3 separate regions of the Mus musculus genome follow, and all the other regions are linked to region 2. The links are chromatin loops, found by intact Hi-C in ENCODE. Cell type or tissue: left cerebral cortex. All regions are shown on one strand. Each heading gives the region's core, and the rest is flanking DNA. Links, peaks and the distances in the headings are about the cores only. Region 1 has its middle 17 kb from the start of Tafa1. Region 2 overlaps Tafa1 (TAFA chemokine like family member 1). Region 3 overlaps Tafa1 (TAFA chemokine like family member 1).

Region 1 (10,576 bases), core at 2,891-7,890, 250 kb before region 2:
ACCGTCATTAGTAGTAACTACTCTTGCTGCTTCAAACCTTTTCAAAGCTATACCCGTAGCAAGCAACCAGGTTTGAAGCTGTGAGAAGAGTTGCATGGGTTTAAAAACCAAGCCTTGACAAACAGAAAAGTGTCAGTTTTTAGAGCAGCGATGACATTATGCTTGAGAGCCTGAGGTAGAGAATGAGTGAAAAAAATACAGACCTTCAATCCCCTTCTGCTACAGTCTCTAGCACACTGTCAAGATACCGGCTTGCTGGCCTACTTCTGACACATGAGACTCTTTTCTTACAGGTAAAGCATTTGATATTTATTTCTCCATCCTAGTAACACAAGAGGTAGCCTTTTTTAGGTCATATATATAGGTCTGCATTGTGAGCAAACGCACAGCTGGCTCTTCTGACTGACTAGGGCTTCGCGATTGCTTACCCTAGAGCAGAGATGGTCAGGTAAACAGGCATTTACTCTGCTCAATGATCACTGCTCAGCATCCTGCTCCTTACAGAGCTGCAACATGTCTGCAGCCTTAGACAAAACTGCATCTATCCACGGATTTCTTGAACAGTGGATTTTTCAATTTAAAGCAATACAGAAAAAAAAAAATACTCAGCTTTGTTGCCAGTAATAGAGGGACTATTTTACAAGGAAGTGTAATTTCGCTTAGACTTTTTCTACCTTCTTGTAGCAGTGTGCTGTATTTTAATAGACTTCCCATGTATTATGCAAACGGAATGCTCTACAGACTTGTCGCAGATGGCCCTTGGAAGTGACTATTGGCTGATCACTGCTTACCACTTTCTTTTTAAAAATGACAAGCTTTATCTGCCTACCCATAATCCCCAAGTTGAGGAGCATAAACTACAGAATTAAAAAAAAAATTTGAAAAGCATTCCACCACGGAGGACTGACTACATGGCTGGGGTTTGTCCATATCTTCTCAGTCCCTGTATTAGGAGCTTGATCCCCGTGGAGGGCTTTGGGAAGTGGGGCCTGGTAAGTAGGACTTCTGCCAGGAGCAGGGAAGGAGCCCTAGTGAATGGGCGGCTGCTGCTATCTCAGGAGTGGGTTCCTTAGTCACAAAAGCAAGGTGTTTGCTATAAGTTTTAACCTCGTGCTCTTGCCTGTTCTTTTACAAATGCCTACTTTCCCTTTCTACCATATCCTGATGTGGCCTGAGGGCTCTTACCACTGTGCCCTTAGCCTCTTCTGCTTCCGTAATAGTAAATTTCTTTTCTTTAAAAATTGTCCAGCCTGCAGTCTTCCCTTATAGCAATTGAAAATAGACTAGAGAGTGCTCTTCAAAGAATGTCTAGGAGCAAATATTTTCTTATGTGGCAGCTGAAAGAGAATTTCAAACCTCTTCAACTTAAATTAGATTATCAGGGTTACAATGTTAGGAGGTCAGTAGGACAAGTAGGGGTTTGAGCATTTGAAAGGTCTGGGACTGTTTGTGCCCTACAAAGTTGTGTGTTGATTATTACCAAAATGTAGGTCTAATGCTCACCTCCCAGTCTCTCTATAGTGCTCCCAGGTCAGCTTTGGTCACCTTCTGTTCTCAGCCCCAAGTTCCCTTTCTGTTGATGATATCATTTGAATGTATTGCAGTAGCAGCAGCTTGCATCCATTTGACCTGTCTTCTGAAAGCAGAAATTTTATTTATTGATTGACTGATTATTCCTTTTATTTATCTGGCTGCCCTGAACATCTTCCTACAAGTCTAACTCATTTGTTGAAAGATCCTTCTCTTTTCAATGAAAAGAATTTGGCTGAAGGGACTCTGGTTTTAGAAGTCTAGGTAGAAACAGGATTGTGGCTAGGACAGGGAGACGTTCCTTGGAAATCCTGAGTGGGAGGTACCATGCTGCCAAGGCCTCAATGGGGATGGAACTGGAAAGAGAGTCAGTGTGGAAACTGCCAAGGAAGTGTTGTCAGTAGCTACTTAGTCCACAGACTCCACCCCAGTGAGCCCTGGTGATGCTGAGGCAGACTTCAGGTGCCCTTCCTTTTCAGTCCTGCTACTGACCTAACCAATGTCTTCTAAGCTCACATCTTGGAAGCAAATCTGTAAACCCACATATCAATGTCCAGCAGTGGAAAGATGACAGTTGGCTTCCACTGAGTCATTGTTCATTTCTACCCTGATCAGCTGTGTTAGAATTTATGGATGCTGAGGCAAGAAGATGCAGAGAAGGTATCATATGGAGTAACAGTGGCAGAAGTTTGAGAAGGAGATGTGGGCATATCCCATATGGCAATGTAGTCACAGGCCTGTCCCAGGGATCTTTTCAGTTTAGCTAATGGGGCATTTCAGAAAAGATAACTTTTGGAAGGGGCTAAGGATGAACATGTTATATTTCACTTATACTCAGATTTTATTGAATGAACATTGATTTGGTCCAGATTGTATTCTTGATAATAGTTGGAAAGTAGAAGACACATATGGTCTATGTGTATATCATTGTATGTGCATTTTAGAGAAGGAGAGGGGAGCATGTGGGTCCATACCATGGAGCTGAAAAGCAAGCACTATAACTTTTCAGAGCAGTGTTTTTCTGTCCCCATCATACACCTTGTAGATTAAAAGATGCAGGCTTATAAAATGTACATATAGCTACCTTAAAGGCATGCAGTGGTTAAATGACAAAATAGCCTCTGACCCCTCACTTTATAACCCTGCAACATGGTATTTTTGTCTCTGGACATAGTCTTTCTTAACTGACACAGGACAGAGTATCTATTGTACTTTGTTGTTTCATAAACAACACTTATGTCTCAGGCTCTGGATCAAAGGTTGTCACCCCAGAGAGCCCATGGTCCACTTCCCTCAGTCCATCCCACTCGGCCCCAATTGTCTATTATATCATGATTTTTGATTGTTCTTTATTACTCCTATCTGTAACCACTTTCTGTATCTGTCTTTGTACACACATTTCTCTCCAATAAAATATGAAGTTCCATGAAGGTAGAAATTGCCTTTCTTTCTCATGTCTGCCCTCCTGGTTCCTACAGTCCTGTCCAGTACACAATAGGCACATGTAAATAACTAGTCATACCCCTGTGTGTTCTGTAAGTGAGAATATTAAAAGATAGTAAGTATTGGGGTAGGGGTTGGGCACACAAGGGCATGTTTTGGCCACATGATTACCCAGGTGTTACAAAGTTGAATCTCCCCCTGGCTTTCTATTTTTCTAAAAGATCCCTCCCTAACTTGTAAATGGCATCATCATTTCTACCTAGAACAAAAATGGGGACTCAGTGCAAAGGAAGCCAGAAACATCTGATTCAGATGTGACTCTACCTCTGTGGGTGTGTTCCACACAAACTGTGATGTGACAGAGAGCCACTTGGCTTACAGATGCCGTATCCCAGATATCCTCTTTGTTTGTGGGTATTCCTGGAACTTTCTGCTGAGAAGTGTTCATTCTTATTTCTGGCTCCTGGCAGCCTACAGAGGCTCCCTGTTACTGCTGCAGGCAGGTTACTGATGGGGCTTGTGCTTTATTGTCCTATCTATCAAGTCCTATTTATTTTTAAAATAAACTTTAAGTGTACTGTAAACTCCCTTCACAAACAGATTTTTCCTCCTCTTTTACACTTGACAAGCCCCTAAAAGGAATAGTAACTCTGTCTCATAAATATTTGAACCTGAACCTTTTAAGAAAGAATTATACTTAGGGTATTCAAGAATAGGGAAGGTCTCTGTATAAACTCTGAATCCAACTACTTATTTCCCCATCTCTTTCCATCCCATTTTCTTCCTCCCTCCTCCCTCCCTCTCCCATGTCTCTGTCTCTTCCTTCCTTTTTTCCTCCCTCCCCTTCTCCCTTTCTTGGTTCTTTTCTTTTATTCTTCCTTTCTCCCTCTTCCTTTCTTCCCTCCCTCCCTCCCTCCCTTCCTTCCTTCCTTCCTTCCCTTATTCCTTTTATTTGTCTTATATTATCATATCCTGAACTCAAATCTATCTAAAGACTATCACCCATACTACTCTTAAGCACTGTAATATTATGCAAATGTATTTTATTAAGAAGGCAAAGTGGATTCTCACTTCCCAGCTCACCAAATCTAAAGGTATTAAATCTCTTACTTGGTCCTCTCTCATGGAACCTAGAATTCCATTCAACCATGGCATGCCATTTGATCCAATGCAAAGCTGATTAGGAAGGATATCACCATGGTAGGACATAAAGGAGCTTGGTATTTAGAGTCATGCTCACTTTGATTCAACTTAGACTTCGGAGTGACAGGCTCTCAGGGTGCCTGCTATCCTTTCACACTGTACTTCCTCCTGTGAATCCTGAGACCCAATAATAATCCTTTGGGTGACTATTCAGGATATTGTCTAATTATTTCCAACTTTTTTCCTTCTAAGCATATTCCTCCAGTTCTTGGTTAGGCAGGCTATAGGATTTGTTATAGCTAACAAGAAGTATGTAAACTCCTTTCTTAACCCAAATCTTGGGGATGGAGAGATGGGTCAGTGGTTAAGGACACTTGCTGCTATTCCATGGAACTAAGTTTTGATTCCCAGTACCTATACTAGGCAATTCACAACCACCCATAACTCTTATTCCAAGGAGCCAATGCCTTCTTCTGGCTATTGTGGGCATTACACACACATGGTACACAAACCATATATGTACACATAAAAAAACCTCCTATATCCTCCACTTCTCTCTCTCTCTCTCTCTCTCTCTCTCTCTCTCTCTCTCTCTCTCTCTCTCTCTCTCTCTCTCCCTCTCTCTCCCTCCCTCTCTCTCTCCCTGGCTCTGTGTGTATGTGTGTAAAAGAAAACAGGTTTCCTAAGAGCACTGCAGGGGGCAGCAAACTGTGTGGTAACCATTGTGGTGCCTATTCTAGTTTTTTCCTTTACCTGTGGGTCTGCTAATATTTTCAGCAATCATAGATAGATATTTACATAAAAAACAAACAAAGCTACTAGTAGCCTCAGAAATTCAATTGGACTCTCCTTAAGGGAATTCTTTGGTCTTGTTTGCACATTTGGACCATTATCTGGTGACAGTACATGGAAATTCCTAATTGGACAAGCATGAGTCATGTGACTTTCCCTTCAATCATGACTATTTTAGAGCACTGTGGTCAATGGGCTTTGAGCACTAACCCAGAGACAGAGGGGAGGGAGTAGGCTGCTTAGTAGTCATGTTAGGATACTCATTACAAAACTCTTCAAAAAGCTTACAGAGAGATAGGAGAGAACTTTGTAAGAGAACCATTCACCTTAAGTTTTATACTTAAGAGCTAACCTCCATCAACACTTCTCATTGATTTCCTGGGGCTCAGGAACAGAAGTATTGGATGGAACGTCTCATGGTTGCCTGTGAGAAACAGAAATGAAGCTTCCAAGGTAGACTCTTAGGTCTCCAGTAGAAGGATCTAGGCTTAGAGGCAGCATGTATTTATCTGGGTAAAACTCGTATCTCCAACCATGAAAGGGCACACAAAGTGACCAATCTCTAGTTGACTTGTGAACATTCTCCCAATGATGTAGGAAAAGTCACTAAACATCTCCAAGGGTAATAAAGCATTATAATGCTATAAGAGTCAGAAACCTCTGAAAATTATCTGAATTCTACTTTGTAATGTGGGAAATACTCGAAAATTTTACTAATAGGAAATGTTACACTGGGGGAAAACTGACTTGCTATTCTTGGCCACGCAAGTTCTGCTAGAGGGTATCATGATTGCTGTGGATACACGTTGGGCAATTTCATATACCAGCCCTTCCTCCATTGTCACTTGGCTCAGAAAATTTCATGAAATTATACAAATCCCTGAAATCTAATATTTTTATGTGATAAAATTGTGTAAGAGGAGGGGGTGGAAGAGAAGTTTGGAAAATATGATGACAGATGGCAAGTGGGCTCAGGCACATAGCGTTCCTATATATAGGGGAGGGGACAATCTGGTTAATCAAGGGGAGGGGGGGCAGTTTTAAATTTAGTTCCAAGTATTTTATATATTCAGCAACATCATGTGTAGTGTAAAAGTGTACCGAAGCAGCTGAGCTGGGTAGAATTTTTAATGTTTTTCTTGGTTGGGGGTGAGCTGTGTGATCTGTATTTTCAACAGCTTTACATATTATTTCATGATGCCTACATCTGAAAATCAAATTGTATCCATAGGTTTGGGGTACGTCTTTTGAAAGAGGACTGAGAATATATTTCTAGAGAGTTTCTTCCAAGGAAATCTAAGGCATTTCAAAGACTATGGTCATTACAACTTACTTAGCACATGGGAAAAGTATGGCAAATATTCTCAATGAAGATGATTCTAGAGCTTGGTGGGAGGAGCAATGGGGAGGCAGGAGAAAGTCCTGAGAGCAAAGCCCAGCTTTACGTAATGCAGGACAGGTAAACTGTGTTGCCTGGCATAAATCACTTCAGACGTTTGGATCCTAATTTATTATTAAAATGAGCGTTCAGGGGCTGAAAAGATGCTTCAGTGCGTAAAGAGATTGTTGTACAGATGCAAGTACCAGAGTTTAAATGTTTGGAATCCACATAAAGCCAGATGTGATGTCACGCATCTGTCATCTTTAGCACTCCTGCAGTGAGTTGGAAGGCGGAGACCTGAGAATCCCTGGAAGCTCATGGGCCAGCCAGAATAGGCAGTTTGGTGTCCAACCACAAGAGAAGGTGAGGATCAATATCCCAAGTCTAACCGCCTTAATCTCTAGTAAAGAGAATCTGGGGCCGAGTGTGCACTGGGCTTGGTTTTCCTAAACAAAGGACTTTCCTACCTCATGTATTCATTGTCATTTCCTAGTATTGTTCTCACCTTAAGCCCTCCTTCGAAAGGACTGTTGGTGACATGGTAGTGACATGCCTCTCATGTTTGGATACAAAGGGAAAATTATGTCTTGGGTGAGAGAAAGGCAACTTTCCAAAAGATGTTCACATACCTTGGCTGGCCCAAAATGACTTTGCTTCCCACCTCTAATGATGACCAGGAAATGGATCTTCTGTGTATCATAGGAAAGACTACTAAAATTACAGCCAGCTCAACAGAGAAGTTGGATTAACATGAGTGAAAACCAAGACAAGAGATATATTTAGAGCAAGCAACATTGAAATCTGATAGACACTCCTTGGAACACTTACTCTTCATCTACTCTGTGAATTTAAATAAGAGCTAGGGTGTTTGTGTGTGTGTGTGTAACCATGACAATGAAGTAAAAGTTTCATATGATAGCTATTACCATACAAAGCACATAGTAAGCACTCAGTAAATATACCTACATTGGACTAACCTTACATCTGTTAAACATAGCAAATGTATTTTTTAGTTGGCAACTAATTAAGAAATTGCAGGTATTTCTGGTGTTGCCATAGTGACACAAAATCTACCAAAATAAGTTTTTGTTTTAGCACAGTGGTTTTCAAACTTGGCTGCATATTGGAACTAACTAGGGAACTGTGAAAAATACCATTGCCAGAGTCTATCATCCAGAGATGCTAATTTGATGGATCTCGGGGTAGGGTCTCGGGGCATGGATGCATAAATACATCATCCCTTACTGGGATTCACTGCCAAACCTCTGGCTTAAGGAATATAAGTAGGGGCATTTCTTCCTTTTGAACAGAGCCCAAGGTTTCCTCGACTTCCTTTTACAATACTCTTTCCCTTTGCTCTAAACTAGTAACGGCTAGGTTCTCTTGTCTGAACTGGCACCATTACAAGTGCCACACATTCTCCATTACAGTATAAAAAACGCTGTATGTGAGGGTGGAGACCAAGAGTGGGGAAGGAGGCCCACTGTCAATATGTTGTGTGAGAAGAAAGAAATGAAAGGATAGGAAAGAGAAAACGAGAAAGGAGGCGAAGAGCACTTCCTTCTGGTGCTGGGATGTGGTGAGAGAGGCCCTTTTAGGCACGCTGAGTCTCAGCATCCCACACAGACACCCATGCTCACACAGACACATCATCTGAATCTCTTCCCAGCCTCCTCCCGCTCAGCCCACTGCCAACCACTCACTTAACATCTTGCTAAGAATTTATAAAACATCTCAAACATGAATAAGTGAGAAGTGACAGAGTTTGTTCATTCATTCACACATTCATTTATTCATATTTTCTATAAATATTGATTGAGTACCCACTATGGACCAGGTATCTTGCCAGACAGCAAACAAACAGTAATGATCAGAACAGGGGGCTTTCAGATTTTACCAAAGCCCTGAATTTGGAAAGCATTTGAGGTAAAGAACCTGGGTGGGATGATCTACCATCTTTTCATGAGTTCTTGAGTTCAGGTCTCTGTAGATTGCTGAATGAATGGGTACTTAAATAAATTAATGGCAGAAGGAAAGGGTGAATGGACAGTGATGAGCAGCAGATGGTTAGGGAGGAAGAAAATGATATTAGATTGTGAATATGAATGAATGTCATTTCATTCTAGATCACACAGTTTGTGGGTATTTTGTTTTTAAAGATTTGTTTATTTTTGTATGTGAGTACGCTGTAGCTGTCTTCAGACGCACCAGAAGAGGGCAGGGGATCCCATAACAGATGTTGTAAGCCATCATGTGGGTGCTGGGAATTGAACTCAGGACCACTGGAAGTGCAGTCAATGCTCTTAACCACTGAACTATCTCTCCAGCCCAAGATCTTTGATTTTTAAAATAATCAAGTATAACTGTGCTTGGTGGCACTTCCTACACTCCCAACATCTAGGAGGCAGGGACAGGGAGATTCAAACCAGTCAGTGCTACCCAATAGGATAATTGTCTCAAAACAAATAGGATCCTACCTCAGACATCATTATACACTGTGCATTTTGGGAAGGTAATGCAAGGAGTGATGGCATCAGAGAAAGTCTGTACCCAGGGTGCGCAAAACCAATGTGGGTAAAGAACAGGATGATAGAAAGGCAAGAGAATGGATAAAAGCTTCGAATCAAGAAGAATGTGATACATTTGACGGGCTGAAAGCCACTGAGCTTTCCCGGATGGTATGGATTTGAGCAGCAGACTCAGGACACAGAGCAGTAGACACTACTGCAAACGGAAGCAACACTGACTCTCAGGGATAGAAAGGATCAGAGGCTAGGTAGAGTGGGGAGCCAGGTGAGACTCCATGGGAAATGATCTACCAGTACCAAGTCTAGAGAATTTGAGTTAAAACCCGTAAAGTGGATGGGGCAATGGATGAATAGAGGAGGGGGCTCTTGTGGATGTTTCAAATACAGTTGAATTTGCAAAGGAAGTATGAAAACATCTTAAAAGTCTGAGGAAAAAAATCTTACAGTATAAAAATAAGTAAAACAAAACAAAACAAACAAACAAAAAACTTGATCAAAGCTAACAGTACATCAGCCCTGCTGATAAGCATCTTCCAGTGATCCTGTGCATAGCCTCAGAAGGTACACCCACCCAGGTGGAGCTGAGAACAGTGTAGTCGGGCTCCAGAGCAATTTGGTCATTTCTGTCATACTGTCTTACTGACCAGGTCAACAACAGAGAAGCAAAAGGAAGAAGACTCAGGGAAGGTGCTGGTAGTGGGGGTCAGCAGAGGTGTGTTTCTCTAGCAGGTATGAGACCTTGGCTAAAATACACATTTTACAAAAATTGTCCTATTACTGGAAATTCCTTAGTTCCTAGAATTGAAATGAAAACCAGACCAAAGAGAATAGTTAATCAGACATATTAATATCGAAAGAAAACTTAGAAATTTTAAAATAAAACTTACACGAACACAGGGAGTTAAGAAAAGTTAAGAGGATTGCTTCCCTAGAAGGAAAAGGAGATGGAGTCTTTCCTACCAGGTAGGATCCCATAGAGAAACATTGTCCTTTTTGGGCTCTATCTCACCAAAATAGGAGCAACCACATTAGAGATGACCAACATATATGGACTATTCAGAAAAAGAAAAGTATTTTATGTTGATAAAGACACCATTGAAGGGAGAATTACTGATTTGGAAAATGTAATATCCAGAGGGGGTGAAAATTGCAAGACATATTTGAAGTGTTTCTTACTTTTGTCAAGAAAGGGTCTCACTGTGTACGCCTGACACACTACTACATATTTCAGGCCGACCCTAGGATTGATAGTATCCTCTTGCCTTTGCGCCCAAGTGCTAGTATTCTAGGAAGGAGTCACCATACTTGGCTCAGTACAGAAAATGTTGACAGTTCAGTATTTAGAAAAGTAAGAAATCCAATGGATATGTATGCTCAGAGAAGTGCTAGGTACATGCACACTTGCATGTGAGTGCTGCAAACCTTGTGGTGGTGCATCAGAGATGACTTCAAATTCTCTATTTAGATCTTGAGTTTTCTACCTTTCTAAATTGATGTGCATGTGCGACATGAACTCAGGAAAAAAAAAAGACTACTTAGGGGCAGGAACAGCACCAACAAGTAGGGGGGAGGCTGTATGGGGGAGAGCAGTTGGGGGAGATTCATCATATATATGTACACAAATATCACAGTAAAACTAAAAAAAAATTCTAACATGAGATAGCAAAGAGAGGAAAACATGACTATGTATTTTTGTAAGTAGGAAAATTATAAGTATATAAAACTGTAAAAAAGTACAGTTTTGATCATAAATGGATCA
Region 2 (10,576 bases), core at 2,631-7,630:
TCCAAAACACTTATCGTTGATAGTGGGGTACACTGAGACAAATGTTAAAGGCTTGCCAATATAGTTTTGTTATTGTCACCATTGTTGTTTAATCCAAGGTCATGACATATACTGGTCCAAGAAAATGAAATTTCTAGCACACAAGGTGTTAGCAATCTTGGGCTGAAATCTGTGACCAATCAAACTTTCTGAATATCACCATATTTTGTTTGACATCTGCATTTTACGTGAGTACAATGTCCAAGAGCCCATGCTCACATGAAGCTTTCCAAATTAAATACATGAACCACTAACCTTTATTTGCTATTTCTTTTACTCTGAATGCAGGGTTTTTTGGTTTTTTTTTGGGGGGGGGGGTTCGAGGCAGGGTTTCTCTGTGTAGTCCTGGCTGTCCTGGAACTCACTTTGTAGACCAGGCTGGCCTCGAACTCAAAAATCCACCTGCCTCTGCCTCCCAAGTGCTGGGATTAAAGGCGTGTGCCACCACCGCCCAGCCACTCTGAAGGCAGTTAAAGAGAACACAATTAACTGAGCACAGATTCGTTGTGCAAGAATTAGGAAACTTCTGCAACTGAGTGTTTTCTGTCTCACACCCCAGCTAATGTTCTTTAGTTTGTTGCTCATACTCTGGAAATAATTAAACACATGTACAAACTTACCTTTTGTCAATGAAATTGGATAGAGGCAAATAGAAGCCCAGCTGCTCGTAAAAAAGAATTAAGAGTAAGATACCCACATGTTCTTCATGGGTATCATCCCTCTGTTTATCTGCCCTACCTGGTGATGCCCACTATGGCTAAATGGTAACCTTAGCTGAAGGGGTGTGATTTTTAATTTGGTAGCACACTGCTAGTCACTCTGTAAATCCAATACTCAGAGGGCTGCCTGTTTGGAGATTTGGGCGTCTGCTTCCTGGAATATCTTGCCTGTAGCTTGCAATATAAGTGGTAGTATACATTTGTTTAAAACAAGTCTTAACAGAGAAACTGGCAACTAGTCACTCTCGGGGCTGAGGCTCACTGTCTCTCAAAGTTGGCTCTAGGGCTCAATTTGCCTATACTTCTAGTTAACTATTTATCTTAGACAATTGAACACATTAATCTGACAGAAAGGGAGCCTGCTGTGTTACACCAGATGGTGGTAGAAGAGAAGCACTGAGTGGGCCTCTGAATATAACCCTTGATATTTTACTTCCCACATCTTTGGGTAGTAATAGTTTGTGAACTGACTCGGTAAGAGTTTATTTCACTTACCTGCTGAAGTCTCTTGTTCAAGAAAAGGCATGGATGGTAACTTTTCAACAACTACTAATGTCTAATCAGAATCATGTGCCTACATAGGCAATATGAGTTATATAGGACCATCTCTCAAATCCACACCAAAGGAACCATTGTGAATGGCAAGAAAAATATATAGCCTGGTAGTTCCTGCCTGTGGTGACACTGCAGAAACAGAGAAAGAGAGCCAGCTGGTGACCTCAGATATGTCATATCTCCTCTAGGCAGGTCTGTTTAACTCCTGTATGTTGAAGTATTGATTTCCTGAGCAATTACTATATACCAAGCAAATCCTATAGTAGGATTCCTGTATGCAGAGAAGACAGCAGGAGAGCAAGAGACTGGAGCATGGAAACAGCTTCCTGGTTCTTAGTCTTATCTTTATTTCTACGGAACATCATTAATGTGGGGAAAGAAGATATTGTAATGTGTATGTGGATAGCATATAGCTGAAACAGTAATATTAAAAGTCCTGATTACCAAAAGTGGAGTGTTTATATCAAAATGCTTCTGTAGCATGGGGTCACCATGGTTCCCAGTGCAATTTTCTAAGTTCAGCACAGCTGAGTTCCAACAGACTGACTTACTGATGGAAAATGTCGTGCCCTTCTCATCTCCAGTGCATGCTCGCCTGTGTCCCTAACTAACCATGAAGTGATTCTGTGACACGTGCAAGGACTGTTTGCTTGTGTTTCAGTTGTCTTATGTGCTTTCATGACCATCCACAGAAGGAGAGTGGCTGCCATCCAGTCATAATCACAGACTTTCCACAGCTGTCTTTTCTTCATGTCCATACCAATGCCTCTTGGAGGCATGATTTTATATGCATATGGCAATGATCACTTCACGACATTCCCCTGGCCACCTCCACTCCACATCCACTTCCTTCCTGTGATGTTACAATATGGGAAACATAAAAGTCATGAAAGTAAAACCTTACCATTGTGGAAGTTGCCCAGTTACTAGACTGCTTGTCTCACATGCATGAAGTCCTTGAGATCAGGTCTCTGCAACCACATAAACAAAGTCGGGTGTTTGGTTCTTGACATCCCAGCACTCAAGTGCTGGAACAAGGAAGGTCAGAAGTTCAAGGTCAGCCTCAGCTAGAGTCAGTTTGATGACAGCCTGGTCTATAAGAAAGACCACAAACAGACAAATAAATAAATAAATAAATAAACAAACAAACAAATGTACTTTAAGTGTGTTAGCCTTGATATCCATGAATTTATGATCTAAATAGAAAATGAATTTATACTTCTCTTTCTTGCTCTCTTTATCATTTTAACTCATTGTGTAGAACCTGTTATAAGGTATGTTTTAGGTACATAATATAGCTTAATGTGATCAAATGGTCAGAACTGTTGACAGAACATCAACCACTGTCTTTCATTTGAAGTCTGAAAAGTAAAAGTTTAGAGTGGTCTGGCTCAAGTCACAGAACCAATCTGGTCTCTAGAACATGCTTTGGTCATTGTGTCACGGCTACAAACATGTACAAGAGACAAACCAAGTCCTAGAAAAGGTAGTAATCACTGGTGGGTGCTGCCAAGAAGGACAGAATTCAGGGACTCCAAAATGGTTTGGGAACTTGTGGTGCACACAGAAGAAATGGTTGGACCATTTGGAGGATGCACATATATAAAGCAAAGAGCCGTTGAGAGCCCCGAGACAAACAGTCACGGATGCACATTGAATCCTCTTTCCTAAAGGCTTATTTATCCTTAATTTATGTGCACGTGTGTGTGCTTGTGTAAATGCATGTGCACCGTGTATGTGTGTGTGTGTGTGTGTGTGTGTGTGTGTGTGTGTGTGTGTAGGCCAGAAGAGGACATCAGATTCCCTAGAGCCTGAGTTACAGGTAATTTTAAACTGCCCAATGTAGGTGCTGGGAACTGAACAAGAGAAGTAAACATTCCTAGCTGCTGAGACTGTGTTCTTGCCTGCCGACCTTTAGATAATTTAAGAGTTCCTTCTTCTTTACTTTTTCCTCCTCTTCCTCATCTTCCTCCTCTTTGTCTGCTTCTACTTCCCATACTTCTCTTCCTCCTCCTTTTCCTTCTATCATTCCCTTTCTTTTATATTCTCACACACACACACACACACACACACACACACACACACACACACACACACACACACTCACACATGTAAGCATATATCCTAGTATCTCTGTTTATGTTTCATGTAGTAGCAATAGAGCTAAAATAAAGCACATGTCATTAGGAACTCAGGGTGCTTCCACTTATTTTCCTTTGGACAAGAAAAAAATTAAGCAACACAATTATGTTTTGAGTTGTGGTAAGAACCTTGTATGAAAAACGAGGAGAAGAAATGAAGACAAATTAGAACATAATTACGGGGGCTGAAATTCACCCAGTCCCTTTCAACCTTTCAAGTTGGAGACAGCGCGAGCACACATGAACTCGGAGAATGAATCCAAACACCACGTTATTTCCTACATAGGGAAGCCTCTTAAAGGACTGCAGGGAAGCAGTGATCATTTCAAACCACCAAACGAAAGTGGAGGCATGAAGTTGGAGGCTTAAAGGGATTCAGAAAACTAATGGTGATCAGTTCTACAACAGAGTGTTAAGTTTGAGTTGTTTTTAAAGATTAATTTTGATTTATGTGTGTGAGTTCTGCATGTGTGTGGGGCCACTACATATACCACAGAGCAGGTTGGATCACTTGGGGATAGATTTATAAGCCATGATGAGCTGCCATATGTGTGCTGGCAATTAGCTCAGGTTCTGTGCAAAAGCAGCAAGTGCTCTTAGTCGCCAGTCCATCTATCTCTCCAGCTCTCCCTTCCAGCTCCTGGCTGTCCCCTCTCAATCCAAGTTTAGACAGACATGGAAAGTCTCTCCCAGGCTCTGCTTAAAACCACATTGAATTCCAAGAGTGTGAATTTATTGCACAATATTGGTAGTATCTGGGACTTTTCATTGTATTAAAATGTTTCTTTGTGTTTTTTTTCTTCCAACCATAAATGCTTCATCAAGCTAGATCTGCACATGCAAAGCGATCCCTCCCAAGGAAATCTTCTCTGGCTGGCTCTAACTTTATAGGGAGGGGATAGTTTTCTTCAGGGTTTGTTTTGTGGAGAAGATAGCCAATGGTTGAACTTGGAACCCAGTTCAAAGATACACAAGCATGTTGCTTGCAGCTAAGCCTCCAGGATGGAAAACTTTGGTAGACTGCAAACTATTTTAGCAGATTCATTTGAGCTTTACTCATTTGGAAAACTGGGGACACTAAAAGAGTAGTTTCTTAGTGGTTCGTTGTGAAGTTTAAATTAGATATCAGATCCAATGCACTGTATCATATCACCTGGTTGTGGCAGAAATGCCTGATAACTAGTAGGTGTGTTATTGGTAATCATACTCAAAAGTGTTTCAAAAGAAAATGCACCATTACTGTATATTTTTGGTTCTATGACACAGTGACATGTGGCTAAACACTTTTAATTGTTGCTTTTGTTCTTGCTTAACTGCTTAGTAATTAATTCACTTACATGCCCATCTTTCTGACTGCACCATGTGTTCTTCAGAAGTAAACTAATTACTTTTTGTCAGTGTACACAAGCTTTATTGCCTGGAGGCAGCTCTGTTGTTGTTGTGATTGTGGTTTTGGTTGTGGTTGTGGTTGTGACTGTTGTTAGCAAAACTCACTTTGGAAAGTCCTTCAAATCTGAAATAAAACCCTGTGGTTAGGTGTTCAATTTGCAAAGGAAATAGACACAGAATAGAGTGACACCTCTCCATCTCTGCCTGTATTAAGCCCTCATTCAGCCTTAGGATCAGAGAAGAGAACTGGGTAGAAGCAGAAGGCAAAGCAATCTCTGAGAAGGAGCGATGGGGGTGTTAAAGAAATGGTGCTTCCTGAGTTTCTTTGCCCAGGATGTTTCTCCCCCACATTCTCCTCTGTACATGTGGCCACCCACTACCTTCCCCCTCCAATATGGCATCTGACTCAACCTTTGAAAAGCACTGGCTTGATTCCTCTCAAAGTCAAAGAATCTTGGCCACTGACTTGAGAGTTTGGAGCCAAGTAGGCAAAAAAGTCTCAGTGGCATGTTGTGCTGGGGTAACTTCACGACTTCTGCTGATCAATTCCCTTTAGGGTTTCTGACAAGAGGATACTAGCCATTCCCTGCTGCTCTTCTGAGTTTCCAATATGTTCAGCAATGACAGCTTGACCTCTAGGAAATAAATACATATATGATGTCCTTACAAGCTTGCTTAAAAGTGTAGAAGTTCTTGTGAAAAGAGGAAGAAGTCTCTGGCCTGTTGTCAAAAAAATGTCACCCTTCGTCAGTTCTCATTGGTGATGGTTGACATCAGGTTGGTCCATCCTCTTACAGGAGCCACAGCGGCAGTGCAAGACATCTTCTTTCCTGTCTTTCCAGAAGATGCAATGTGATTTTCTATTTTGTACAGAGCCCGGAAGTTAGCATGGCTGAGTTAATTATAATGCAGTCCATTCTGGGTTGTGCTCACATGTACTTTCTCAGAGTAATGATGTTTGAGTTGTGGACATGTGAACTGCTCCTAGCATTTGGTCCTTACACCAGAGGCTACCTGACAGCTTCTCCGTGTTCTTTGTGTCCTGTTCAACCTCTTCCTTTTATCTGTACATTGTAGCATGAGTTAGACTTCATTTCATCACCCATATAATAGACAAACTTATAATTCCCCCAGACTTTCAGCACATTTGACATAGTTTTATCAAAGAGAGCCAGTGGTTGGGTTGGCTTCCATTTTTGTTATTTAACCATGGTTGTATTTATCATCTCCACACAGTAGAAAGCTCTACACTCCCCCAAAGCCTAGAGCTGTCACATCTGTTTTCTGTGAAAATTTACTATGAACATTTCCATCACTAAGAGAAATAGGAAAATGGCAAGAAGTGACTACTGGCATTGGCCAAATATTTATGCCAATAAATGGATGAGTTAGAATATCAAATACCTAACACTAATTAGTCAACAATTACCCTAAACAGCTTGCACAGTTATCACTTTCCTTGAGTTGCTCTATTACATATCTGCCAGTCCACCCATCTAATCCATCTTAATTTTTATTAACAGCTGATTAAAGTATGATTTATATTGCAGAAAAAGTATTTACTTCAAAGGTAGAATTCATTGGTTTCTTTTACTAGAACTCACAGACTGTGCAACCTTCACTACAGCCCAACACTAGCACATTGCCATCATCCCAGATGTTGCTTGCTCATTTGCAGTCAGTGCCTCTACTCCTCAGCCCCAGGCAGCTCATCTACTTTCTGTCTCTATAGATTTGAAAAGCCATACATTGTAACCAACGTTAACAAGACTCCGTGGAGTGCCTCTAGACCATGATTTCCAAAATCACCAACGTAGGAAAAACACTGGCCAGACTCAAGAGAACTTGTGTTCCTAGGGGGCCAAGGTTCTATAGCAAAGACAGTTAATCTCCCCATAAAGAGCCTTTCTCTCCACTTATACTAACTCCAATTCTTTAAATCCAGAAAATTAGTTCTTTCCCATTTTACTGATGAGAACAAATGAGGTAAGGGAGAGGAAGAAGGCAGAGGAGAATGTGGAAGGGAAGAGTTGGTGGAGATTGGCCACAAGTTAGGGGGTCATTGTGCTCATCCCTTGACTTGCACTGAGGCTGGCGTAGGATAGACAGTGCTGTGGTCCTTACAGCAACACCGGGGTTGAGGGATGTAGACAGATTATGTAGCAGCTGTATTTCCATGGGTTTTCAACCACGGCGGTGATTGCTTGAACAGATTCCCCACAATGGCATTTGAGAATGGAATCAAAGAGCAGCAGTGGCAGGTGTTTGGAAACTGAATTTGGAATTGGCCTCCTACAGAAAGCAGCTAGATACCGACTTTGTGGGTGAAGAGAGAAGTCGGCAGGCGGCATGCTCAGAGAGAAGTTACTTCTATGGCAGCTTTCCAAGCGAGCAGATTTCAGCTTTTTTTTTTTTTCACATTAAATACCCTGGAGATATATACATGGGGGTAGAAAGAGGGAGAGCCTCAAAAATGCCACCTTTTTGTGTGGAGTATTTTCTCTTGGAAATGAAATTGCTAGTGTTCACCGAGAGGAAAGTGTTTAGGACTTATCAGCTCTGGGTGTGATTAAAGTGTAGAAAGCACCAGCTCCTCCAGCATGCTGTGCAGATGCAGTTCCACTCAGCTAGTTCCAATGAGATTGGCTTCTGATTTACTCAGAAGTGACAGTGCTCTTGTTCCCTTCTCATGTGACCCACCAAGCTCTGATTGGCCTTCCAAGATGGAGCTATGCCTGCCCACATTTTTCTTCCATGATTTATTATCGGATAATGACACCAACAAACAATGCAATTGCCATTTACAGTTTACATGCTTCACCTTCCTCTGATGACTTGGTCCCTAAAAATGAAATAGTTAAGCCAATGTGAAATGTGAACCTTTCAAGAAATTCAAGAAATGCAGCTTGTAGGCCTAGTAGATGCAGCTTCCACTTCTTCCCTAGAAGCACATAGATGCTTAACAAAATCCCATGAATGAATGAATGAATGAATGGCGAAATGAACTTGCTCATCTTCAATAAACATTTGAACCATTCGTCATCCTTGTCCCACCTTGTGTGGAAGACAAACGCAAACTTGCACACACACACACACACACACACACACACACACACACACACAAACACACACACACACACACACACACACACACACACACACGCGCGAGCGCGCACGCGCACACACACACACCTTCTCTGAAGTTTCCAGAGATTACTCTCAGAGGCCAATATGAATTCTAACCTTAACCCAAAATAGAGTATATTTGCTGCTCAGAACTATTTTGCTGTCTCAAACCCGGGAACTTTGGAAGAGATAGTCCAATTTAGTTAGCTATGTAGAAATCTTATTGTGTTTCAACCAATGGCTTCTGTCACACATCATCTGATCCACCACAGACCCACATTAGCTATGAAAAACATCTCATAGGTTGGGACTCTGAAAAGTTCCCTGTTTCTCTTACAGTGTTAGCAGCTGCCAGACCTGTTGGGTCTTGGTATTAAATGTTCTGCACCGTGGTTCGGCAAGCCATAGATTATATGTGCTCCCAAGCTTACTGTGGAATCAGACTTCCTTTTCATTCTTTTCTAAATGGTACAGTATAATAACTAGTTGCATTATATTGACATTGTATTATACTTTGTATATATATATATATATATATATATATATATATACATATATATATGATATGTGTGTATATGTATTGTATATAATTGTGTGTACCACATGTGATCCAACAATCACTCTGCATACATAGAACATGTGTGTGAATCAGATGCAAACTCTGACCTCTCAGACTTCCTGAGTGTATGCTGAGGGATGACTGCTTTCACAGCAGCTCTAATACAAAGTGGTTCTGAAATCCTGTGAATGTTATATAACTTTTGAGCACCAAATCTCTTCTAAGGCTTTAAGGAATGTGTGCTAAGTCTCGAATTAGGGGGTTATCCTTAGCTAAAATAAAAAGTGATTTCTGAGAATGGAGAAGCTGTGTTGTATCTGCCCTGCCTAGTGCCTATTCTTGTTCTTCCTACTGACTTTCTCTTCTCGACTTTCCTCTGTAGAGTCATTAAGATCTGCTGTGCTAATCCTACCCTGTGCTACATAGATCAATCATGTCTGACCATTCTGAGCTTTCTGTGACTCACAGTAGGCCAGTGGGACTCAGTTCAGGGTCTTCAGTAGTTTGGTAAAGGAAAACCGTGTTAGCGATACTTAAGGCTGACAAGTTACCAACCTGTGCCTCTTGAGAACCATCGTGCGCATGGAAAAGTCCTACAGAGGGAAGCAGAGAAAAAAACTGAGATAAAGGAAAGAGAAATGGATTTTTCTCATGAGAGTTGAGTATTTCATAAACAACCCTGGAATTATACACATTCTAGAACTTTCCCCCTAAGAGGAACTATAATTTCTCATTTATGCTTAATTTTTTTTTTTTTTTTTTGCACAGAATTGATGTTCAGGATACAACTAAAAGCTCCACTACTGCTTCAACTGTTTTGCTGACAGTCTCCACACTAACACTAAGGTGGTGTTCTTCATAGGGAATTCACATCTTAAAGAAAGTATCCCTTGTGCCTGAAACTAAATGTCTATTGGTTGTCCCTATGTTTCCACATCTTCACAGCTTTGGGGAATGGGGTCAGTGAAACTGTGTCCCCGGACTTCCTGGCTGAATTCTGTTGTGAGAAGGGGCAGTTCCTACCAAGATCATGATCAAGGAACAACATGTAGAGGATGCCTGACAGGACAGCAGGATCCCAGGAAAGGTATAGTGGCACAAATGTGGCCTCAGTAGAGCTCTTAAGACATGAACTAATTACTTTCATCACAATGAGATGTCCATATGCACCAGTGAATATTGTAAGAAAGGCTAGTATACAGCTGTGTAAACCAGCACATACGGCTATGAAAATATACCTGAAACACCCCAGGAAGCTTATGAAGGCCACAAATGCACTTCTGGCCATTCCCAGCAGACACCATGTCTGGAGCAGACCTGCTCTCTGCTTCATAGTTGATACCATCTTCACTGCTTTCTCTCATGGTAGAAAGCATAAGGCCCTGAGGTATCTTTTACATGGCCACTAATGCTACTCACAAAGGATCATATGATGACATAGTCACTTCTCAGAGGCCTTGCCTTCCACAGAGCTGCCTTGTGGATGATGATTTTGAGATACAAATTTGAGAGGAGCAAATGTTTGATCCTGAAGTACACAATCAATCTCTAGTCTGAGATCAAAGCAACCCATAGGTTAGGTGCAGGAGGGGATAACTATGCATACCTTTATGAGTTCCTGTGTTTCTGTGTTCATGGAGCTAACTCTTCATATCCTAGGATATGACATACCTGAAGTGAATACTATCTTATAGTGATGAACATGTCTTTTAGATTCTGTTTTAACATACACACACTACATCTATCTCTATCTTTATCTATATCTTATCTATATTAATATATGTATGCATGTATTCCATACACAAAGAAGTAGTGTAGGTAAATTGAATTTATCAGAATCTAATCAGAAATGAGAAACAACACTGCAGTTGGAACAGAATGTTGAGTATGAGGAATTAGCAGGAGATAGACTTATCAGGAGATTGCTGACTGATAATTGAAGATGATTAACAGATTACTATCAGTTAGCATCTTGGAAAGCAGCCACTGCCCTAGGCTGAGACCTGACACGAGGAGACTCCCTCCTTCCCTAGGTTGGGCTACCTATT
Region 3 (10,576 bases), core at 1,996-6,995, 91 kb before region 2:
AAATGAATGAAGTGGTTTGTGACGTGTCACTGGACACTTTCAAGGACCATTTAGAAAGTGCTGCAGTGGGGGAAGCTGGAAGGTCATGGTTAGGAACTGGGAAGTGGAAAGATGAAGGAGTGGAAAGAATGATGTTTTGTTGAGAAAGCCAGAGGAGGTGGATGATTACGGACGCACTGGGTATGAGTTGAAAAGCTCCTCTATGGCTTTGAAGAGCCTTAGAATCAAGCTCTCAAAGGCTGATTTATTTTCTTTGTTTATGCTTTATTTATTTTATTCCTCCAGGCTCTGAGTGTTAGCATCACTTGTATTTCCAGAGAGACCTCCACAGAACGGTTAAGATTTGATACATTCAATCTGATGATGCTATGGCTCTCTCAAGGCTAAGAGGCAACACTCCAATGTTGAGTGAGAGCCCTGTCATATGGCTCCTCTGAAGTAGTCCCCACGGTAACCCAGGGTGAGAACATGTGCTTTTGAGATTAGTTTTGCTCGGACAGCTACATGGAAAATCCTCTTTTCAAGAAACTCATTCATAGATGTGTGACTCACTTTATGTTCATTACTTACCTTAAATCTATTGGCCTCTGTTTTCTAGTTTTTCATTTTTAGATATGAAAATTCTGTGTCAATCACTTGACTACTGAGAGTGACTAATGCTAGCTCATCTAATGCATGCCATATGATTCATTTTCACTTCTTTCTATTATTTTAAATACTTTTATTCATTGAAAGAGTTATAAACATATACACTATATATTGATCATGTCTCCTGTTTCTCATAGTGTCTCCAATCCTGTCTTTTATCCAACTTCAAGTCTCTTTTTTATTGTTATTAGCAACCCTGAGTTCATTTAGTGCTAACCATATGGACATGAATATATGGCCATCCACTGGGGCATGCATGTCTAAATTACCAGTGTACACAGCCTTAAAGGAGAGTGGCTTTCCCCTTGAGCAATTACCAACCGCCAATGATCCCTCAGATAGGAGTACGGCCACAGGGACACTATGTCATCCATACTGGGTTTTTTAATGTTTTGATCTTTTATGAAGGTCTTGTGCAGGTAATTACAGCTGCTGTGAGTTGACACTTGTCCAGAACTACTGGTTCTTACAGTCTTTCTGCCCCCTTTTCAGTAAAGAACCCCAGGCTTGGATGAGGAGAAGTTGAAAAGGATAACCCATTTATAGCTGAGCACTTGATATTATTTATATATGGCACTTGGACCAGTTATGAATATTCTTTATTGACCAACCTACTGCAATCTGTGCTGCTAAATGGGATTCCCCGAGTCCCCCCTGCCCAAAGAAGAAATGTGTTCTGTGAACATTTAACCAACTTCTGTTATAATCATTCCTGAACTTCCTTTGGCTTTTAGATTATTGTACAATCTCAAGAAATTGGTTAGAATACCATGTCTCTGTATAAATAATGCTTGCAGCCATTGATCTTCATACCATGGTATCCAAACGTGCTGCTTCCTTGAGATTCGTAGTTGTCTCTTCTCATCCCCTCCTGCTCTGGGCTGTACCAGTGACCTTGTGTGGTTTTCCTTCTCTGGCTACCTGAACACTGTTTTGGTTGTCTTGTCCTGAGGCATGTGGAAGGAGGATTAGCTCCACTCTCTCCAAAATTTATTTATTTACTTCCACATAATTCTCCTTGCCTCAGCCATGAGCAAATGCATGCATACACACACACATACACACACATACACACACATCTTATATTATCTACAGAATGCACATGGAACATTTAATCTCTACTTTCTGTGCTATCAAAATTCTGAAGCAAAAAAGCATAAAATAAAAATAAGAGAGGGATTATCAAGAAAAAAAAAAACCTCTAATAGTGAACTGCCATACAATAAATAAAAGTTGACATATATGGATTATATTAATTACATGCCTTATTACAGTTTGTCAGGTCAACAGCATGAGGGGTAGGTAATACTTCCCCCCATTTTAAGATATAGCTCAGACTTGAAGAAATCATACTGGTTCTCCTCAGACATAATCTACATTAAATGGAATTCACGATGAGAACCCATAGAGCACAGATTCCCAGTCCTAACTCATGGTTAGCTGCAGAACTAGTGACTGATCCGTGTGAAGACTATAATGATGGAGGAGCCTAAGAAGTCTTGACAATCCCTGGACCTGTGCCGGTGTTAGCAGAAAGGGATGGTACTGTAGAATCAGCATTTGTTCCAGACATTACATGCTCTCCTCATTTCCCCAGCACTGACGTTATCCTTATTTTATAGATGAGGAAATGGAAGTAGAGAGGGGCTATCACTTATGTCCTATTTAAGATCTGAGCCGGAGCTCAAGATAATCCATGACTGTCAATTGCAATCTCCTAGGTCAGACTCTGTGCCTACCTGCACACCTTGTAGAGCTCCCGTCATAATGTGCTGCACAGGACAAGCCGTGCCCCTTTATGATCTGAGAAACAGAGCTTGTACTTTGAGGGACCAGAAGCTGAAAATTAACAAATCATTAGAGTGCCAGGAGGGAAACAGAAAGGGTCAGAGCTGAACAAGTTACCCAAGGTTTGAATAGAGTCCAAATCTGAAGAAAACATTTGCAGAGTCCTTATTCATGACTGTGTCCCTTTGTTTGCCGCAATACTTCATTAAAAATCAGTCTTGTGCAGTAATTTCAGGGTATTAAAGTTGAACAGCTTAAAGTTATGTAATTAATTGCATTCAGCTTCAGTTACAATTACTAATTGATCCAAGCCTGCCAGCATCACACCTGGCAATAGACAGGCATGCAACAGTGATGCCAGGCAGGTGGTGGCAATAATTAGGTTATTACTTTTTTTCCCCCTTCAAGTACCAGGTGGTCTAAACCCCAGGATCAGGCAGGCTGCATTTGGCCCACGGGTACCATTTCTGTTTCTGGAGCTATTTTGAAGAAACTAAGAATAGTGTCAGGAATACCCAGTAGATGAGATGAGGTAAGCCTAGGACCAAAGTTGCTATACAAAGACAGGCTTAGGGAATGAAATCCATGGACCTTAAGATTTTCCAGGAGACAGATAGGGTCTAGAAGCAGAAAGGCCTGATAGACAAATGCCACTGTGTCTGTAAGCTCTTTGGCTGCTCTGAGCCAGGCTCTCTGGGCATGGATGAAGGATGAAGTTACAGAAGTGGTCATGTGATCTGAGACTATGGGTACTGTGTGTAGTGAGTGGTCCTGTATATCAGCCAGGAAGTCAGGTAGACACTTTTATTTGTCTGGTTGGTGGTTTTTTTCTTTCTCCCTGGATTTCCTTATGAAATATGACATTTTGCAAATTATGTTAGTTTCTGGGGCTCAGTTTCTTCACATATAGTATAGAAATGGATAATTAGTATGGATGCATGATAATTGTTATTCGCTAAAGAAGAAATGTATCAACATAGCCTAGTATAGTCTGGGCTGTACAATACATTATCCATTCATATAAACTTGTTTTATCTTATTATATCCAAAATAGTAAACAATTTGATGCCTTAATAGTTAGTTAAGATTGATTGATGGTGATCAGAACTTTGGAATCATAAATATTCTTATCTTCATTTCCAAAATAAAAATATCTTCATTTATTGAATATGTATTAAATTCTAGAAAAGGGATAAATGGATACTCTAACATATGAACTTCTTAATGTTAAGCTGGTATTAATATCTTTATTATGTAGATGAAAACCTGAGGTCAGAGGAGGCCGCATAGTTTCCTAAAGTTTGGATCTATTTTTAGCTAGCACACGAGGAGTTGAATTGGAACTCGTCCTGATTCTAATGCTATTAGCCACCATGAATGAGAAAAGAGGAAAAATGTTCTTGGGTTCTTTCTGCAAGTGTTGGGTATGGCTTATCCTATCCTACCCTCTGTGTTTTCATTCAGATTGATTTCAGAAGTGATTGGTGTGGGGCAGGAAATATGTATTTGGAGAGTGTTCAGAAGAGAGCAGGGAAATTTAATACTAATGCCACTTAGTTGTCCATTTTTCTCTGTTTTTGTTTATGGCTTTTGTGCTTTAAAGCCTTCTTTAGAGCATCCTGTAGAAATAGAGGCTGAAATCCACGTTTAGTGGTGTGTAGAAGACATTGATGGACCTGTCATCTTGAGTCAGAAGTAGAGTATTGCCAGGAGATATCAAAAGCCACCACAGCCTACAGGATCACAATTCTCTCTGTAACATCTGAGAAGCCAGCTTCTCCTTTACTGGAAATGAATTATCCCAAATGCAGTAGGAGTGAAGAGAATAAAACCTTGCTTGGAAGGCATACAGGCAGATTGGGAAAAAATACAGCTTGTTTATTTTTAACATAGTTTTCAGTCTTTCTGGAACTGTCTTTTCGTCAATAGACATGACTAAGTAATCCCACAGTCTCATCTCCCAGACTTTATTCTCCCCATTTATTTATCCAAGATGATAAAACCTCACATGTGGTCTCTTTAGTCATTTTTAAGTGGGAATGGCATCCTCCAGTTTATCTCCAGGTGTCTCTGACTGTACATTTCACTTTCAGGTTGTCTTAGTATGTTGGATCCACTACAAGGAGCGCAGAGAGTCATCACCTTCAGTTATTATTGTTTATTATTATTATTATTATTATTATTATTATTATTATTATTAATTCAAAGAGACAGAGCTCCTTGGATTGCAAGACTTGGATTAAATGATGAAAACCTGTATCTTTTCAGCCCACGGAGAACAGCTGAGAGCCCCCACTGTTAGTTCATTCCCTGATGACATGCCTCTTCCTCCACAGGGTTAACCAGTTCCACAGATCAATACCTTCCTGCTAGAATCAGCGGAAATTAAAACCAGCCATGAAGCTTCGCTCAAGCCCTTTAGAAAATATACCCCTGAAGAGCAGCCGTAATACTGGGGCCTCTGGTAGAATGGCTTTGCTGGACATTTATTCTTTTTGCCAATCCTGGACTGACAGGAAAAGGGCTTCTGATTTCAGCCACATCTCTCACAATAGCATTCATCACTATACTGCTGAGATTTCTCAGTGACCTCTCAAATTCAGAAGCATCTACCCACTCTATTGCACAGGACAAGCATCTGGCTTCCTAGCAAAGCTTGGAAGCACCCCCTCCCTCATATATAACTGCACACAGGGATCATTCGGAACATATGATGTAATGGAATAATCTCTTTGTTCAAACTCAACTTGTGAGGTATAGATTGTATGAATTGCTCACAAAAATTCTCTGGAAACCTTAATAAATAGTTACTTAAAAGTCTTAGTAAAATAAGATTTTGATTCATCATACACCTTGTACAATTTCCTGGGAACAAAGGTAAGCAAATAGAATCTGATCCCAGCTAACAGTCTAAGCTGAAGGCAGACATAACTAGTAGACAGGTGGGGAACCATGTGCCTGTGCAAACTACAGGGATGGACTGATCTCCTGGGAATAGTCTCCTGACATCATAAGAAGTGATTCAAGTCTCTTCATCTAACTAGTGTGGGATTTTAAGTAACATGTCTTTGTATTTTCATCTAAACGGATGCAATTAGGCCAGCAGTTCTCAACCTTCCTAATGCTGCAGCCATTTAATACAGTTCCTCATGTTGTGGTGCCTCCAAACATTAACATGCTACTTCATAACTGTAACGTTGCTACTGTCATGAGTCATAATGTAGATATTTTAGGAGATAGAGGTTTTCCCAAGGGGTTGTGAGCCATAGGTTGAAACCACTGAGGTAGATTGTGTGCCCATTACCATTTTCGAGGTTGTGCTGCCTGCAAGGATAGTTATTAGTAATGTTAACAACAGACTTCCCAAAGCAAGAACACTAGAAACTCTACAGTCAAATAAGGCAAGACACACAGCATACATATGGATGCTAGATGTGGAGAGCTGCTGGAGTTCTTTAAAGTCCATGGTGTGAACCTTCCCTTATAGTGAAGAGTCAGGCTGATATAAGGGAAGGAACTTACCAGTAAACCTGCCAGTTCATTCTATGGGCTCTCAGCGCAGATGTCAGTGAACTTTTCCCATATGTAAGATTTGCGGGCGTTCATTCTCTGTTGCTATTACTCAGATCTGGTAAGGAATTTGAAAATTAGATGTGATTGAATGGGTGTGGCTGTTTCTCAATAAAGCCTCATGGACAAGATTTATTCTGGGACTGGATTTGACCAGTGGGTCATATTTTGCTGGGTAAATAGTTCTAGATATGTTTGCTTCTAAGCTTGGTGAGTCTACATAGGATGCTTTACTGCAAGCACATAAACACAAACACACACACACCTTTCAGCTTCTGAATCTCTGTGTGGATGTAACAAGAGTATCAATGTCAGAGTTGATGTAAGGAGAAAAGTTGATGCAGAATAATTAGAGAAGCGACAAGCTCCTAGTAAGTTCTTTGTTTTTTTTTTTTTTTTTTGTTTTTTTGTTTTTGTTTTTTTTTATTGGTCATTACTGGTAAGATCCAGAAAACTTCTCTGCCGCACGTGAACATTAATGGGTATGGATGGGATTTCCACTTAGGAAGTCAGAGTCTGGACCCCTCCCACTGACATCCCAAGGCTAGAGAGAAGGATTTGGCCCAGGTTGTCTGTCTAAGCCTAGAGCCCAAGCTGACTCACTGAAACAGAACTTCTGGCCACTTACTCATGCTGGGTAGACTTTGTAGGTCAAAATGCAAATGTCCATGTGTTCAGAGTATGTGCCTGTTTAGAAGCACATTCTAAAAATATTCCAAGCCATGCCTTTAAAGCTGTTTGTTAGAGAATCCAATGGAGCTGTATATCCTTAACTGTATGTGTGTGTAATGTTATGGTAATGCTTGGAGGCAAAGCAATTCAAATGTGCTTCTTCGAGTCTTTTAGGAAGCTGGAGAAGGATGCTCGTGTTTATCATAGGGTCGTGTATTTTTCTGTAAAGTGCTTAAAATGCTTGATATGCTGACTATAAAATATATCTTTCAATTTTAGGTACTTATTATACATAAAAGACTCAAACACCTATGTAGCCCTCACTTTTCTGGTTTGGAATTCCATTTGTGACCTTGCCTTCACTTCTAAGGACTAAGCATCTCCAGGCAGGCAGTATCAGCATCTATTTTAAACTTGCCAAGCTTGAAACCATAGCACCCAAAAAGTGGCAGAATAACTCAGCAATCTGAGTTACAAAAAACCAAATAACTGTAATATCCATGTCATGTGTTTATTATTTTGAAGCATCGTAAAAACATTCCAAATGTTTGTTCATGCCTTTTTCCCCCTTCTTAGTACACTGAGTAATGAGTAGATCACAGTCAAGTCATTATGCTTGAATTCTATTCTTAAGCTTCCTTCATTCCTTCATTCCTTCCTTGTTATATTTAACCCTGTTGGCATGGAGACTTGATACTTCCTCCTTGGACAAGCCAGAGGATGCTGACACCTTTTGCTTTCTATGTTGAGATACACAGTTTCTTATTCTAGTACAGGAATAACAAAGCTGCAGCCCTGTGGATCAAACCCAGCCTATCACTTGCTTCCCTAAATAAAGTTTTATTGGAGCACAATCCTCATATTTCAATTGTCAGGCCTGCAATGCACCAGCAAACCTGCATAGTCATACCGCATGTGGATAGTTTATAAAGCAGAAATTCTTTGCTATTTGTTCCTTTATAAAGAGCATGATTTGTCTGGAGATGCAAATCTGTACAAGTAAGACAGCTGAAGAGAAGAGAAGGCTATTAGCTTCATTTTCCCACTTTTGAATTCAATATCGAAGATTCCCCACTTTTCTGAATGTTCTATATCATTCTTTGCATGGGGGCTATAATTTCTCCCACCTGTGTCAGTAAGATCAGATTTATTCACCCTTTCCCCTAAGGCTCAGTAGTGTAGTCTTTTGTCAGTATTCTGTTAAATTATCACAATTACATCTGTTGAGGAGTACACATCATTATGTATCCATGTCTCAATCTGAATTGTGAAAATATTCCAAGAGGAATATTTTGAGCCCAGACAAGAAGCCAAAAATGATACAATAATACTGTTGCCTCTCTGATTATACTATCTGAAAAACCTAAAGTGCTTTACAGTGTGCACTGTGTCCAGACTCAGAATGAAGAATGACAAAAATTTTGAGATAAATTGGTTTGTGAAATATTTATGTGCACTTTGGTGGCAAAGACAGGAGGTAATGTGTTTTGTATTGAATCAGCTTGGGATAAAAAAAAAGCACAATGTTAATGAGATTTTTTAAAGCTACTTTTAAATTCATGTTGGCAAAAGACAAATAGTCAAGACTTTTAATTTCTATAAACTTAACAGCTAGAGAACAAATAAAGCTTTATTAACTTAAATAAAAGTAGCTTTTCTTTCAAGGGCACTGTGATTTATTTTTCATTCCATGTAATGTTCTGAAGGGCTGTTCTTCTTTATGTATTGATCAGCCCTTTCCAGTGTATGAGCCAGGTTCTAACTAAGTACTACTGAAGTTTGAAATGTCACTGAATGACTCCAGAGGGGTATACTGATCTGGGGGTCAGCCAACATCTCTTCCAAACAAACCCTGCTATGACCTTGATCTATACCCTCAGGCCAATACATGATCCTTCCATTTTATTAGTTGCTTCATCCAAAATTTAAGTCTTAAAATAGACTGTATACCTGAAGAAGTTGAGGCTGTGCTTGAATGAGTTAATAATTCTAAGAAAGTATGCCAACAGTCAAATCATTCCTGAAGTACAGACTAAAACATTTCATTTCCTGTCACGGGGCAGCCATCTTTGCCCCCTAGACTGGGCTAAAATGGCTGCTTTTTGCTGCCTGTGACCCTTTGCACACCTGTGACAGTCTCAAGGCTAGGAGGTGAGAACTGCTCATCAGGGAGTTGTTCCAAGTGCCTGGAAGAGTGTGGGCACTAAGTTCATTTATGGTTGATGACATATCAAGAGACAAATTTTATTTAATGCACTGAAAATTCTTCCATAACAATGAAAGAGTGTGTGTAGGCTGATGATGGAGCCAGTCAGACAATGAGAACTCTTACTAAAAACATTCTTGTGGAATGAGCTTGGGGACAAAAGTGTTTCTACTCTACACCTCTGCAGTTTTAGCTGACTTCTATGAATGCTGAGATCCCCTTCCAATCCTCTGATTGGATATCCTAACCTTCCACTTTATGTAAAAAAATGCCCTTTCTGCTGACCACTAGCAAAATGTCTTGGCTCTGGTGGCTGGATGTCAGTATTTTATTTTACTTTATTTCTTATTTTTTAACGGATATGCTAATCTCAGGAATGATGCTGCACAGCTCCAGCATCATTAAAACAGTGTCCCCATGCCACTCTGAGGCTCACTGCTGAGTCAGCACCTCCACCACAGGCTTTTTTTTTTTTTTCCCCACCCAGGGATTTTAATTTGGCCATAAACTTTCACTCAGGGTAGAAAACTGACACAAAAGGGCTTTCTTTTCAATGAGGAATTTTTCACACAGGATCTCAAAGTACACTATTTAATGTATGTGAACTGCTGTGAGGCTCACAAATATTTGCGCAAAATTCTAAAAAGGCCCATTAGACATTGGAATTGGTGTTAACCACTGACTACTGGAATTATCTCTTGGAGGTGTCAACAGGCAAATTTTGAATAAATTCCCTCCCCCTTTAAGTAATTGTCCCAGGCACATTGTGTGGAATACTTCTGGTTTCTGGGAGTTCAACAAATTCTCATTTTTACAGGCTCTCTTCTTTTTCATTACAATCTCTTTTTTGTTTCCATCTGCCTTTGAGCTCACATAGTTTTTGACCTTCACTATGATAGTCTTTGTGTGTGTGTGTGTGTGTGTGTGTGTGTGTGTGTGTGTGTGTCTGTGTTTGTGTGAAGGGTATGTGGAGAAATTAGATGAATAACATCCAGTTCTTTTAGTCAGCATATGCTTTCCCATGCACACTTACTTTGTGAATCCTCTGTAACATACCCTTCCTTCAGTTCTACTTCACCTTCCATCTCGAAGATAACTTGAGCGTTCTTTCTCCAATTCTCTAATACACCTATTGTGACTGTCACAATTCTTTGACAGTCCTCTTACATGTATTATTTAAGATGGTGTTTTTGCCTCAAATCTTCATAAAATATTGGCTGGCAAAATGGCTCCCTGACTTGCTGTCGTACTTGGCCACCTGAGCTCAATCCTAGGGGCCTACTTGATGGGACAAGAGAAGCAACTCCTGAAAGTTGTGCTCTGTCCATCACACGCGAATTATGGCAAATTTGCACCAACACACCCTCAAACCTCTATTGAAATGATGAAGAAGATGATGATATGTGATTTAAGACGTCATAAAATATGTCTAACACCTCTTCTGTGCATGCCACTACTTGCAATGCTCACATTCCCTTTCTTCCATTCTGTAGATCGACAATGGTGGCTGTCCATGCTCAATAAAAGTAAGCTTAGACCAAGGTTCAGTAGAACAGATAGAATATAAAAACGGATGATAGCCTGGAAGCAAACAGTGTTGCGTTCTCTAATCTCATTTTAGAATCTCACCTTATGCTTGATGAGCAACACTACACGACAACATGTCTAGCAAGAAAGAGTAGTAATCAAACT

Evidence for each region. A loop is a pair of places that touch in the nucleus more often than their neighbours do. Peaks named below come from ENCODE experiments on the same cell type or tissue, not always from the same donor. Only the 100,000 strongest peaks of a DNase experiment are listed, where the experiment ranks them.
Region 1: it touches region 2 in a loop (4-fold over the local background); 3 of 42 quality-filtered maps call a loop at or near these places.
Region 3: a loop joins it to region 2, with 2.6 times the contacts of the local background. A loop is called at or near these places in 2 of 42 quality-filtered maps.

Annotation. Positions count from the first base shown.
Region 1 is chr6:96,090,566-96,101,141 of GRCm38, forward strand. It overlaps 2900060L22Rik. Among named protein-coding and RNA genes, the nearest start is that of Tafa1, 17 kb to the right of the region's middle. In left cerebral cortex, for the core only: no CTCF peak of the experiment used is centred there; DNase peaks (open chromatin) are centred at 3,347, 5,906, 7,438 and 7,854; H3K27ac peaks cover 348 bases.
Region 2 is chr6:96,342,459-96,353,034 of GRCm38, forward strand. The region is part of intron 2 of Tafa1 (TAFA chemokine like family member 1); the gene reads left to right. Among named protein-coding and RNA genes, the nearest start is that of Gm26011, 210 kb to the right of the region's middle. In left cerebral cortex, for the core only: no CTCF peak of the experiment used is centred there; DNase peaks (open chromatin) are centred at 5,232, 5,666, 6,602 and 7,196; H3K27ac peaks cover 483 bases.
Region 3 is chr6:96,252,198-96,262,773 of GRCm38, forward strand. All of the region lies in intron 2 of Tafa1 (TAFA chemokine like family member 1), which reads left to right. Among named protein-coding and RNA genes, the nearest start is that of Tafa1, 140 kb to the left of the region's middle. In left cerebral cortex, for the core only: no CTCF peak of the experiment used is centred there; DNase peaks (open chromatin) are centred at 4,188 and 6,666.